Linked DNA regions of Homo sapiens: region 1 is linked to region 2. The links are chromatin contacts, found by Hi-C or POLR2A ChIA-PET in ENCODE. All regions are on one chromosome and are shown on one strand. The core of a region is the stretch at or near the end of the contact, and the rest is flanking DNA. Distances in the headings are between cores, read along the strand shown.

What was found. Hi-C counts contacts between places; a loop is a spot of excess contacts on that map. ChIA-PET counts read pairs that join two places held with the same protein, here RNA polymerase II (POLR2A). Pooled maps may share reads with other maps.
Region 1: a loop to region 2 is called in a pooled map, with 2.2 times the contacts of the local background. The contact joins the enhancer-like site here to the promoter of OTOGL in region 2. A Hi-C loop is called at or near these places in 2 of 168 maps with a recorded cell type or tissue (ascending aorta and endothelial cell of hepatic sinusoid) and 6 of 50 pooled maps. POLR2A ChIA-PET finds 5 or more read pairs at or near these places in 1 of 52 experiments (CD4-positive, alpha-beta T cell).

The regions. Positions count from the first base shown.
Region 1 is chr12:80,185,418-80,192,058 of GRCh38, forward strand. The region is part of intron 1 of OTOGL (otogelin like); the gene reads left to right. Among named protein-coding and RNA genes, the nearest start is that of OTOGL, 89 kb to the left of the region's middle. Within about 2 kb of position 1,437, at least 13 of the 41 ENCODE cell types and tissues checked have a DNase peak (open chromatin) inside an H3K27ac peak, as active enhancers do; they include ascending aorta, where a contact is called at or near this core.
Region 2 is chr12:80,097,897-80,104,716 of GRCh38, forward strand. It overlaps OTOGL (otogelin like), which reads left to right and starts at 1,641. Exons shown (of 59, transcript NM_001378609.3): 1 at 1,641-1,709. It also overlaps the pseudogene RPL26P32.

The DNA.
Region 1 (6,641 bases), core at 187-2,686, 87 kb after region 2:
AGCTGGGATCACAAGTGTGCACTGCCACGCCTGGCTAATTTTTATATTTTTAGTAGAGACAGGGTTTTGCCATGTTGGCCAGGCTGGTCTTGAACTCCTGATCTCAAGTGACCCACTCACCTTGGCCTCCGAAAGTACTGGTATTACAGGTGTGAGCCACTGCACCCGGCCAAATTAGTGTTAATGTCATTGTGTTTCAGTGTCCTCATCTGTAAAAAGGGATAATAATGGCATTGCTTCATAATCTTGTTTTGTTAATCATAATATAAAATGAAATGATGTGTATAAAACTTTTACTTTACTGCCTAGCATATTAGTTTTCAGTAAATATTAGTGATCTGCATTTTACACATGGGTCCTATGTGCTTACTGAAGATGGCTGTATCTTAAAGTCTATATAGAAAAATGTAATTATCAGGATTGATTAATTGCTGCTTATTCTAATTTATTCACAAAAGGATTTGAGGTGGCACTACATAAGATACAAATATAAAAATATTAGAAAAAAGGGACAAATAAGAAGAGTTAGATGAGATCAAGAAGATATAGAAACACAGGCCACTAAGGCCCAACACTGCACCTGCAAGTGGGCCATATATTCAGCACTGGGCTTTCAGGTAAGCATTTAGGGCTTCTTTTCCAAGGGTGTCCTTAAAGTCATACCCTTCCTATATTTTTATCTTTTACCCCTTATATCTTGGCAACTTAGTCACATCTCACGCTCTCTGAAGGGAAAATGTGTTCAAAACCAAATTCATTATGTTTGCTTCAAAACAGTTGTTTTTTTCTTTCTTCCTAATTTTGGTTAAAGGCTCTACCATATGCCCAGGTCTGAGATGTGAAACTCTGGGTTTATCTTGGTCCCTTTCTCCCTATATCAAGTCCATTAAAGTCCATCTTTCCTACTTAGCCGCGTCTCTCCCATCAGGTGTCATCTTCCCTTTCTCTCTGCCATCCCTCTGGCTTAGATCTTCATTACCTCTCGGATGTCTCTTGTATTATTTTCCTGTCCATGTTTCCCTCTGCTCTTTGGTCTCCCTGTTTCAATCTCTCTAATGCATCCCTAACACATGTATCTTCCCCAAACAGAGTTCTAATCATATGATTCACTTGTTGAAAAACTTTGAGAGGCTCCTCACTGCATTTCAAATAAAGAATAAATGCCTAATCGTCAAGGGACCCTCACGATCTCATCCATTCTTTATTTTCAGACGTATCGCTCACCACTCCCAAACACATGGCAATGTTTTAACTGCTCTCCCCAACTCTTCTCTCCTTTCCTGTTCCTGCTTGTTTGGGGAGGTCTTATTAATCTGTGTTATCCCATGTAATAGAGTACAGTGCCTTGCTTAAGAGTTCAGTTAAAAACTGTTTGAAGTTTTGCTTCCTGTGAATTCAAAACCCATGGAGTGCTGCCCTCTTTTGGCTAAGATAGCACAGAGTCCAAAGCACCACATAGGAAATGATGCTGAATGACTCATCTTTTCCTTTGGGTTAGAATCCTCATGGAAACAAACAAGGCAGGGTGAAATGATTCCATCCTCTTTTCCCATATTATCTAGCTTCAAAGATTGTTTGTTTATGGAGATAGAAAGAAGATAAAATTCTGTATAGAAAACTTGGAACTCGACTAATTCAGATAATATATTATGTGTAAACTCAGAGCTGGGGCAAAGCCAGTAGTTACTTTGAACACATCCAGAGCTCCAAGAATCTTCAGGCCTCAACACGGACTTTTATATAAGAGGTAAGGGATGAGAAAACAACAGGGTTCCCTAAAGGCCTCTTCACATTAAGAACAGCTTCCTGATTTAGGGACGACTTAGGCAAGTGGCCAGGTTGTTTTTGTTTTTTTTTTTTATACCGATACTTAGTATTTGGTGAAGTAAGAAAAATAGGGCCTGGCCTAGGAGGTAAAGTTTACTTCTGCAGACCCTGCTGGGGCCAATCTGTGGCCATACCTGAGCCAGTCCTGAAGATCCAGCAGAAATATGGAGGAAGGATGACACGAAGCCCAGGAAGAGTAATACATTTTTAAGAAAGGACGACAGGATGAGAGGTGCACAGAAAAAAGCTTCCGAGTGGATGCCATCTCCTGATTACAATATGAATATTCTGGGGTTGTTAATTTTATAAAGTTATAACCACATCTTTATTACTAATCACATTGAACCTCACTAAGTATAAAGACAATGAATAGTAAATATGTATGCATTATAAATAACTGGAAAGCTCAATTAAGACAGGCCTTGAGCTTTATCTCAAGTGTCAATAAAATCAGACTTCCTTGGATCTGAAAGGGACAGTCATTCCAAAACTGAAACTCAGTGGGTGACAGGATGCCCACACCTCTTGGAGGAGGACAGAAAGGTTTGTGGGCTGGTGTCAGATACAAGCTTGGCACCATCTTTGATTAGGAGCTAATGTTAGCAGAAAGATCAAGTGTCAGTCATGACCAGAGTTGTTTTCTACTATCTTGAGAAGGTCACCGGATTGCTGCCCCTTCGTTTTTGAAACCTGATCTGGGGACCACAAACAGCCACAATGAATTGGATTACTGCCATGTGCTCTAAATTGGGCTGACAAGGCTGACTCAGTGCCAGGAGTTGACACAGGATGCAGCTTGAAATATTCACTTGGGGAGAGGGTTGAGATTTCTTTTTAATTGTCAATGATGTTATTTGAAGAGATAGGATTGAATATGAACACTGAGGAGTGAAATAAATATTTGTCATGCACTTGGATAGAGAAGATCCACAAAGGTCAGAAAATTTTCTGTGTTAAATTTTATGTTCTGGGGATTACTTGGCTATACTGGGAGGCTGCTGTTCCTTTTAAAAAGAGGTGAGCGGTGGTTCATGCCTGTAATCCCAGCACTTTGAGAGGCCGAGGCGGGCAGATCACGAGGTCAGGAGTTCGAGACCAGCCTGACCAACATGGTGAAACCCCATCTCTACTAAAAATACAAAAATTAGCCGGGTGTGGTGGCATGCGCCTGTAATCCCAGCTACTCAGGAGGCTGAGGCAGGATAATCACTTGAACCTGGGAGACAGAGGTTGCAGTGAGCTGAGATCACACCACTGCATTCCAGCCTGGGCGACAGAGTGAGACTCTGTCTCAAAAAAAAAATAATAATAATAATAATAAATAAATATAAAAAGGTGAGCCTTCTCTTTAGCATTATAAGCATAAAATTTGTTCAAATGTCCATAAAAAACAAAGGAAACTCCCTCTTATGTGCAAGGATATGTACAAACATAAACACAGTTTCTTTTATTTGTATGTGAATTTGCAAGCAGCACCTCACTAGAGCTGAGCTTTTGTTATATAAATAAAGCCATCTGGTATATCCAAAGAATTTCAGTCTCTAGAGAATAGGATCATAAACAATCGATCCTCCACAGACCTTTCAGTATTTTTGTTTGAGTAAAGTTTCCCACAGCTCTGCTTTAATTATTTTATCTGTTTTTAATCTTCTAAGGATTTTATAATTTATAATTAGCCATGTCTCTCCCTTCAGGTGTCATCCTCCCGTTCTCTCTGTCCTCCCTTTGGTTTAGATCTTCATTACTTCTCAGATGTCTCTTGTATTATTTTCCTGTCCATGTTTCCCTCTAATTTAATGTCTTTGTGTGAGTGCATAGGGAGAAAGTCTACTCCACCATTTTTTGGCAATGTGAAGAACAGTGCATCCTTTAAGGCTTTTTGGTTAATGTATCATAAATAGATACTCAGATTAATAGAGTTTGGAAGAAGGAAGTATAGGATTCCATTTTTCTGATGGGAAAATGAAACATGGAGAGCTAAGTTCAAGGTCCCATGTCCCACAACTATTAACTGCTAAACATAATCCAGATTTTGTGAATCCCAGTTGAATAATCTTTTACTCAACATTGTCTTTAACTTAATGTTTATTTTCTTTTAGGCATGGATATCAAGCATGCCTCTGAGTAAAACAAAGAGAATCCAGTCTTTGACCAATTGACCAAACAAGACCCAAGCAGCTGGGAAGTTTGTCAAGTCTCATAAGAATGAGGTTGGATTTTTTTTTCTTTAACTTCTCCTGCCCCCTTTAGCAAAAATTGTTTAGTACTAATTCATTTCTTGGAAGAAGTGAATTTCTAGGAAGCTTCTGAAATGACAATATAGTTATCTGAAAGACCAAAAGAGATAGATTGCAAAACTCATATTACTGAATGTTGGGGCAGTTTAACACTAATGCCTGAGCCCCATACCTAGAAAGTAGAATTTCATTGGCCTAGATGGGGCTCTCCAAGATAAATCGAAATATGCAGGCTAAGTTTGAGAATGACTATTTGATGCACCTGGAGCATATCATTCACAAGGACAGCAGGTCTACAGATTCTCATCTTTCTCCTAGGGTGGTCTTCTTTGCGCAGGAGTAATTTGAAGTGAAACCAAGAAATCAGTTAGCTATACGGGAGGAAGCTCTGGAGGGACAGAAAACAGCTGGATGTAATAAGAAGACTCACTCCAAACTGGTTTCTACTTTGTCAGACTTGACTAGACCTCCATGGTAGCTTGGGTGACTGGAAGTGGGAGACATAGGTTGACAGGATCTCCTGACCCTGACCACAGCATCTCCGGCCCCATTTTTGTAGCCGGCTGAAATATTACAGATATTGCATTTTAATTAGGATACATAGCAATGCAGTAGTTTTTATGATTTATTTTGGCACATGATGGCATTAATAGCAAATTGTATTTGGATGTGACTTTTAGGCTGCTTTATGCATGCTTATCACTGATACTTGCTGAGTCATTTGTTTGGGAACAGGATGTGCTGTGCATCTTAACTGATAGATGAAAGAGCTTCCCCAGTCCGGTAAAACGCAGATTTTAATTAGCACAATTTTAAAATATTTTAATGCTTAGAAGCCATAAAATAAATTCAAAGAAGCACAACAAAATAATTAAAGCTGAGTTCTACCTTTTCTTTTGGACACCAAGATATCACTGGTATCAAATCACTGTTTGCCATTTGGGAAGAACCTATTCACAGCTTTATCTTTTGCCAAAACCGTGGGCAAAGTGAACACTGACATCTCAGTTTAAGAGTGAATCCAGGCCGGGCGCGGTGGCTCACGCCTGTAATCCCAGCACTTTGGGAGGCTGAGGCGGGTGGATCACGAGGTCAGGAGATCGAGACCATCCTGGCTAACACGGTGAAACCCCGTCTCTACTAAAAATACAAAAAATTAGCCGGGCGTGGTGGTGGGCGCCTGTAATCCCAGCTACTCGGAAGGCTGAGGCAGGAGAATGGCGTGAACCCAAGAGGCGGAGCTTGCAGTGAGCCGGGATAGCGCCACTGCAGTCCAGCTTGGGCGAAAGAGTGAGACTCCGTCTCAAAAAAAAAAAAAAAAAAAAAAAAAAAAAAGAGTGAATCCAAGTTTTGTTTCATGTTAGCATCCTTAGTGGTTTCTTTTTAAAAATAGTTCTTCCTTTACTTTGTAGTTCATGCTTTTCCCAGAGTGGTACAGAGGAATTTAAATAATGTTGCAGCTAACAGGGAAAGGCCAACCTTTCCACCTCAGGCAGGCGAATTCACTGATTAGGCTTTCTGTTATTGCAGAGGAGTGGGATGGGAACAGACAGGAGTAGTGTAACCCATAGGCCTTAGACCACCTTCTCTTTACCTTCTAGGATAGATCAAACCTGGCCATATGACATCTTCAAATTTATTTTTCATATTGTGACTTTAAAATTATTGGATACTGGCTGGGAGCAGTGGTTCATGCCTATAATCCCAGCATTTTGGGAGGCTGAGGCGGGCAGATCACCTGAAGTCAGGAGTTCAAGACCAGCCTGGCCAATATGGCCAAACCCCGTCTCTACTAAAAACACAAAAATTAGCCAGGCGCGGGGGTGGGCAGCTGTAATCCCAGCTACTCGGGAGGCTGAGACAGGAGAATCGCTTGAACCCAGGAGGCGGAGGTTGCAGTGAGCCAAGATCGTGCCACTGCACTCCAGCCTGGGTGACAGAGCAAGGCCTCAAAATAAATAAATAAAAAAAATAAAATTATTGAATACTGTCCAGATAATGTTTTGGAACAAGGCAGAGACGAGCTAAGTGAATTTTTATAAACCATATACTGTATTTCTTAATATATTCACATTTACTCAAAATAACCAAATATGATTACATTTTATAAAGTTTTATTCTGTTATTTGTCCTTTAAAATAAGAATGCAATATTTAAACAGTTGGCCTCTTACTGGGACAGAATATTGAGAATTTATTGACAACAGGTGGTGTTAAACTAGTGTTATACCAATTACATTGTAACAGAAAGAATGATGGCTGGGGATCAGCAAGCGTAAGGCAGTCCTGGGCTCAGCTTTGCTGCTCACTAGCTCTCTGACTTTGGACAAATCATCTCGCTCTCTTGTGAATGGCAAGAGAGGAACTAGAGACTGCTGTACCAGCTTTACATACTGTGGTGCATTAGATGAGATTTATATTTTATTGAAATATCACTTAGAATTCTAAGCGATATTTCATTCAATTTTGCTTTCAAGAAATCCATATTCACTTATAAGTTATTACATTAGCTATCCCTTAGAAGAATCGTATTTTCATCTCAAGAATATGTAGAACATTGTGAAAGAGGTATCAAGAC
Region 2 (6,820 bases), core at 391-2,890:
ACATAACAAAGACCTAGGCAGTATAATACCAACAGTTAGAATATAAAGCTGTGTATAATAAGGGGCTAATTAGGAGTTAGAGACAAGTTTTAAATGAGAGCAATCTGAGTTTAAGCCACAGTTGAGTCTTGTTATTTTCAGTAGTTCTGTTCTACAAAGTTGTCAGAATCAATGAATTAGGGAATACTGAAGCTAATTGCTTCAGCAATTAAGCATTGCTCCTAGGGGAAATGCAGGGTTAGGTTCCTGTGATCCTCTGATTACAACATTTTTGTCAACTGATCAACTGATCAATTAATAACCTTGTTCTATGTGTATTTCTGTTTAAAAACACCATATTTAATATACATTGTAGATTCGTTAACATTGCACTCACAGCCAGCAGCACTGCAACTCATGTCTGGAGTTTATCGAACACATATTTTCCCTGTAAGGCACATTACAGCCTCCTTGTGCTCAGGATCATTAGATAGCACTTCTGCACTGTGCTTTGGGCTTCCTTTAAACAACAAAATCACCAAGAAAAGGACAAACATGCAAAAAACATGCCATTACATAGATCACAAAAAGGGTACTTGTTTATAATATGAGAGCTAAAACAAGAAGGCAATGTTGCCTTGTTTGACTTCAGCTAAGAACGTGCCATTGTGCACATTTCTGTGAATAACCTCAGAAGCATAGTGAGTATTGATTTTGGGGTTACAAATGAACGTTAGCTGCTAGGTGAATTCGCACATACTGAATCTGTGAATGATGAGGATCAACTGCAAAGTGTAAACCTGGAGGGATTCATAGAAGAGATGTGTTTTGAGTGAGGCCTTGAAGGATGAGTAAATGAAGATGGGAATGATGAGTGGGGACAGATGTCAGCCCCTAATGGGTTCTAGTCTCATCACACTCATACCTTCCTGATCACAGACCCTTTCTTCCTCTAGTATACTATCTTTGAAGCTGAATCCTTGAGCTTTACAATTTACTGCTTATTAAAGAAGGAGCTTAATAAACATAGGGAAGCATCTAATTTATAGATTAAATGATCATTAGGCCTCTCTTCATATCTAAGGAAAACTTCTTTTGTCTGTGAATAAAAAAAGTCTGAAAATTTTATGTTGGAGAGAGATATCAATTAAAAAACCAGAGTTCAACCTGCAACTAAATCTACAAATCAGGACAGATAATTGATATTATTTTGTTGTCAAACACCTACATTAGGGAGACTAGAGTTAGAAGACTGGGGGACAAACAAGGAGAGCCTTTTAACGTTCCCTACCTGCAATATTAGCTTATGATATTTTTGATTATCTTTATTAAGGGGAAAAAAACGACTTCCCCTTAATCCATAATTTAAACATTACTTCTCAAAAGTGATAAAAATAGCATGTAGGTATTAGTCAAAGATTTGTTTTTTCAAGATTTAGCTGAAAACCAAACTAAAACTTCCATGTGCTCCAATAAACCCAGTGTTTTTCATAGGTTGCTATTTCTAATCCCTGTTGCCATGGTTATGGACTTTACATCAGCAAAAAGGGGATGAGGTACTGAGTGATTTATACCCACTGTTTGATATTTTAAGTGCTTCACCACTGCTCTTTTCCTTTTCTGTAGAAAGTATATAAGGATGTTTTTCTGGTAGGGCTTTCAGACCTTCAGATAAAGGAGCTCTCGAAATACAACCCATAAGGAATAAAGCCATAGCCAGTGCTTCCCTGGTAAGTTTTGGGGGATGGAAGTGGCAGCAGTCATAAGAAAGCAAATCGAGAAGTAAGGGCAGTTGGCTGTTCTACTGAAAATGGTTTAATGGAAATGAGAGGTGATGAAGCATTTACAATATAACCTGCAATACAAGGTTGGCATAGAAAACATTTAAAAATTATAATTAAAATTAAACAGCTCAAGAATGACCTGTATTTTCTCTCTGTAGCATAATGCTTCCTTTGATAAATCTAAGAACCCCTGGATGTTCACTCAGTTGGAAAAATCAATGGTTTAGTTCCAATCACTTTGAAGAGAGGAAACTGGTGATTTGGATGGTTCCACTCCTGGTCCCGTGTTCTGTGGCTGTTATTACTGTTGCTTCACGTTAATGGAAATAATTCATTAACTGAAAGTCAGCTCTAAAAGGATCAATTACACACATGGCTCCTGCCCATTTTCTGTTACTCTTGGGCTAAGTTCTCCCGCTTCCTCATGGTCTGGAAGGCAGAAATCCCTTCTATCCATAATTGGCAGGTTTTATAGGTTGAAACCTATGGTTTCAGACAATGGAAATTTGCTCAAGAACTCAGGACTTTCAGTTGCCCAACTAGTGGCAAGTATTGTTACTTTAAAGTGTAGTTTATTCCAATTCTACTCTTTTAGTTATTTTAAAATATACAGTAAATTATTGTTAACTATGGTTGCCCTATTAAGCCACCGAACACTAGATCTTACTTCTCCTAACAACAACAAAAATATGATAAATGCTTGAAGTGATGGATACCCCAACTACTTCAATTTGATCATTATACATTATATCTTTTTATCTAAATATCATATGTACCCCATAAATATGTATAACTATTATGTATCCATAATAATCAAAAATTAAAAAATTTTTAAAAATGTAGTTTATACAAAGCTTATTAATAGTGGAGGCTCATATAAACCCATATAATTGATTTCAACTTTATAAAACACATTGTTTTTCAAACCGCTAGAAAGTATTACATGAATTCACTCTGTTAATCTGTGTTTAGGTGTTACGAGAAACTGGCCACAAGGTCAGTACTTTATAGAAGTTAACCTCTTTTCCTTTTCTTTCAAGCTGGTATTGGGGGTGGGAGACATTATTACAACTCCAGAATGTTTATGCAAAGGAAGAATGATTCAGACTGGCTGTAGACATTGTGCTAAGATTTATTCATCTTAATGAATAAATCCTTTCCTACTTTTGTTTTTCCAGTTCCTCAACTTTCACTTTTTTTTTCCCATGTGTTTCCCATTTCAAATGGAGAAAATGCTAGTACATTTTAACAAAATTCTTTGCAGTTGTCAAGGCTTAGTATATTAAGGAATTTATTCTATTTTTTAAAAGCCTGTATTCTTATAGCACTGGGTTCATAGTACTGATCAAGCATTTAAATAAGAACTTGAAAATTTTGTAATTCCAGCATGCTGGTGAATAACCATGCAATGAAAGGTAAAATGAAAAGCCTCAATTTAAAAAAGTGAGCTTCTGTTGCTGTGATTCAAATGTTTGCTTTAAAAGCACTTAAGATGTTCCTGCAGAATCTCTTGCTTTTTCTCTTTAACAAATCCTGCTTGCTCCTCCTACGTGAAAGGTTGATGTTTCCGCAAGAGTTCAAATACAATGGTGTGGTACAAGTTAGTACAGGCCTCATGGCTCTAAGTTCTTTTTGTGGTGGTAAGTGGGTGGAATATGTATCCAGTTTTTTAGTACAAAGAATTTTAAATGCTCTTAATATTTGAGTGTAAGAATTAAGGTAGTCACACACACTTCCTCATTCTCCTGAACATCCTCCTTTCTGGCTTTATGGCTCTTGGATAGGTGCCAAAAATGGAAGGTTGAGTGGAGACTGTTTTATCTCTTTTCAGCCTATGTTCTATCACAACTGCATTATAATTCAATTAATGTAAAATAAGACAAATAATTATATGATAGCCTTGTTATAACATATTCATCATGTAGAGCAATAGCATAATAGGGAACAGTTTTTAAATATAGTGCCTAGTCCAGTATCTATGTTATATCATATAATCATCACAGTAAGTGTAAAAGCAGTTTTTTTTAAAAAAATCCTCATTTAATAGATGAAGAAACTGAGTCTCACACTGCTAAAGCAACTTTTCCAAGGGCACAGAACTAATTATAAGAGAAACTTGAGATTGGGATCTGTTTACTTGAGCCCACACCATACCTGTAAAGGGGGGAAATTGCTGTAGGTGAAGTGTTGTGGTATTGATGTCCTCATTGTAATTAAACGGAAAATACTTTGGGAAGAGCTCCAATATTAATCTGTTCCATTTCACATTTTTTATTCCGGAGAAAGAGTGTTTGGTCTCCAAGGATCAATTGAATCAAGAAATGTTCTTAATTCTGAAATGTAACCTTATGTTCTCTTATGCAACAATTTTTCCAATCCAGGCTTCTATTAATTCCAGACCTATGAATCCACTAGTTGATAAATCCACTCAAACTCAATACAAGTAGGATGCAGAATGCAGTGGTTGAGGGACTGTGCACTTACTAACTGTGTGACTGAGCAACTTACTTAACTCCCTGGGACCCTAAGTAAACTAGGGAATGTATAGAATCTATCTCACATACTTGCTACGATCTATCAATCAGCTTATTTATCTATCTATCTTACTTACCGTTGATATATCCATTGCACCTAGAACAGTGCCAGGAACAGAGCCATTGCTATATATTATCATCAATTAAATGTCCTTGTGGCTTTTCCCTCAATGGTAGACCTTTTCATGTGTTCCTTGTATGAACTGCACCAGCATGCAATTGCCTAGTAGTCCAAGCCAGGGGACTGGGCATCAGCTTTTATTCCTTTTCCTCCTTCACTCCTATGTCCACTTGATTACCAAGTCCCGTTGATTTTAGCTTTAAGTATTTCTTGAACCGGCTACTTCTCTACATCTCCACTGTCACCCCTCTAGTTGTAGATACAATCTCTTTATCTTGATTACTTAAACATCCTTCCTGATGGTCTCTTCCCTTCAATTTTCCCCCACTCCCAATTGTATCTATCCCCCTCACTGTAGTCAGGGTGTTTGAAAAATATGTCAGACTGTGTTCTTCCTTAGCTTTTAAGGTTTCCTGTTATTTCTTGAGGTATATCCTAAAACTTTAATAAAGTCCTACTGATGGATGGACTAGTTTCCCAGAGTTGTCTCTTACCAACTCTTTACTCTCGGAGCTCTAGTCATAAGGCTCTTCTTTTTTTTCTCCTTTGTTTCAAGTTTTAATCAAAGCTTGTATATAAGATTATTCCTCCATCTTCTCAATTGTTTCTTCCTTGTATTTGCCCTTTTCCTTTCCTACTTGGCGAGATTTGGCTTTCCGTTCAAGGATCTTTTTGCTGTCTTTGTCCAGTTTTAGCCTAGTGATAACCACCTTGCTGGAGTGAATGCCTATGTGGACAGTTGTGCCATTAGCCTTTTCCCGCTGCACCCATTCAATGTAGATAACATATTTCTTCCTGTAAACCTGGACCACTTTGCCAATTTGCTGACCTTCGTAGTGTCCTCGTACAACCTGAACTTCATCGTCCTTTCGGATGGGCATGGATCGCTCGTTGTACTTCTGTCTCAGCTCTTTGGAAAGAAGGGAAGACATAATCTTCCTTCGAATGTGGGAAGGTGCGTTGAAATGCCTTTTGCGATTCTTGCTTCGGTCGGAAGTCACAAAGGGATTAAACTTCATTTTGGCCGCTCCCGCTTCGGTGATCGATCTTCTTTTCTTTTCTTGCAGGCTTCACATTCCTTTTGACTGTGGCATCTTCTCACTTGCTGTCCCTATGCCAGAATGTTGTCCCTTCTCTTCCCATAGTTAATTCTTATGAATTCTTCAACAGTCAGCTCAAATATCACTTTCTTGACCCCATGGCTAAATTGGATCTGTTATATATTCAAATCACTCTACTTCTCTTTCATAGCACTCATTTAAAATGTAATTGAATAATTAGTTATGTTGTGTGTTAGAATGCAGGTTCCATAAAAGCTGTCCTGTCACTGCTGTATACGTACCACCTAGCAGAGTGCCTTGCACATAGTTGGCATTCAATATTTATTGCATGACTTTCTCCATTTAGGAACATAGTAATAGCTGAATAATATGGAAATACCGCTAGTATTATTCTAAAAATGCCTATACCTTTGCAAACATTCACACAACTATTTGAAAAAGAAAAATGGGCCTGTAATGATGTAATTGTTTTTAAGATAATATATTCTAGACACCTGAGAACTGATAACTTTTGCCTTGTTTCTGAAGATTCATCAGTACTTTTTAAAATGTGATTGATCTTTTGTGGCCAGGGGTCAAAATATAATTTATTTCATACAGAAAATAACTTGATCTTTTCCCTGTTGACTTAATCCCAACACCTACAGAAGTTGGGCTGAAAAGATCAGAATTCCCAATATTCATTTCTATTTTAACCTGAAGATGATTAATGAAGCATGAAGGTGTTAAGCCATGTGCTAGATGCTGTAAGGGATTCAGTGAGGTATGAGGCAAGGAACCTACTCTGAAAGCAGCTTACAAGCTAGTACAGGAGATAGGAGTACTTTGGGATTTGAATACCCAAAATGCAGTAGACTTGTGATGGGGCCAGGATCCAGTGAGAAACATCCCAATCTCACATCTCTCCCATATCCAGATTGCTGGGAAGATTGAATGCTTAGAAAAGCCACATACCTCAAGCTTTTCCATTTCTCAACCCTTATTGCTCATTAGAATCACTGGGGGAGCTTTAAAAAATGGATACTTAGGCCCTGCCTCAGACGAATTAAATTGCCAAGAGAGGCGTGTTCTTTCCTGTGTATGGTAGCAAGCACTTACCTAACTTGGGGAAGGACCCAACTCACTTAGCTAGCTAGTGCCAAGGATACACTTAATAATTGAGTGGATACAGTGCCTTAGTTCGTCATTGTCTTCCTTATTTTCTCAAGAAGGCATACGTTGGAGGGGTGAGAGCATGTCAGGGGGGTGAGAGCAGTGTTGTAGGGGTGGGAGAGAGCTGCCTAGTTGGGCACAGTTTAAGTGCAAGGCATTATTGTAGGTATCTATAGATTGTCACACAAA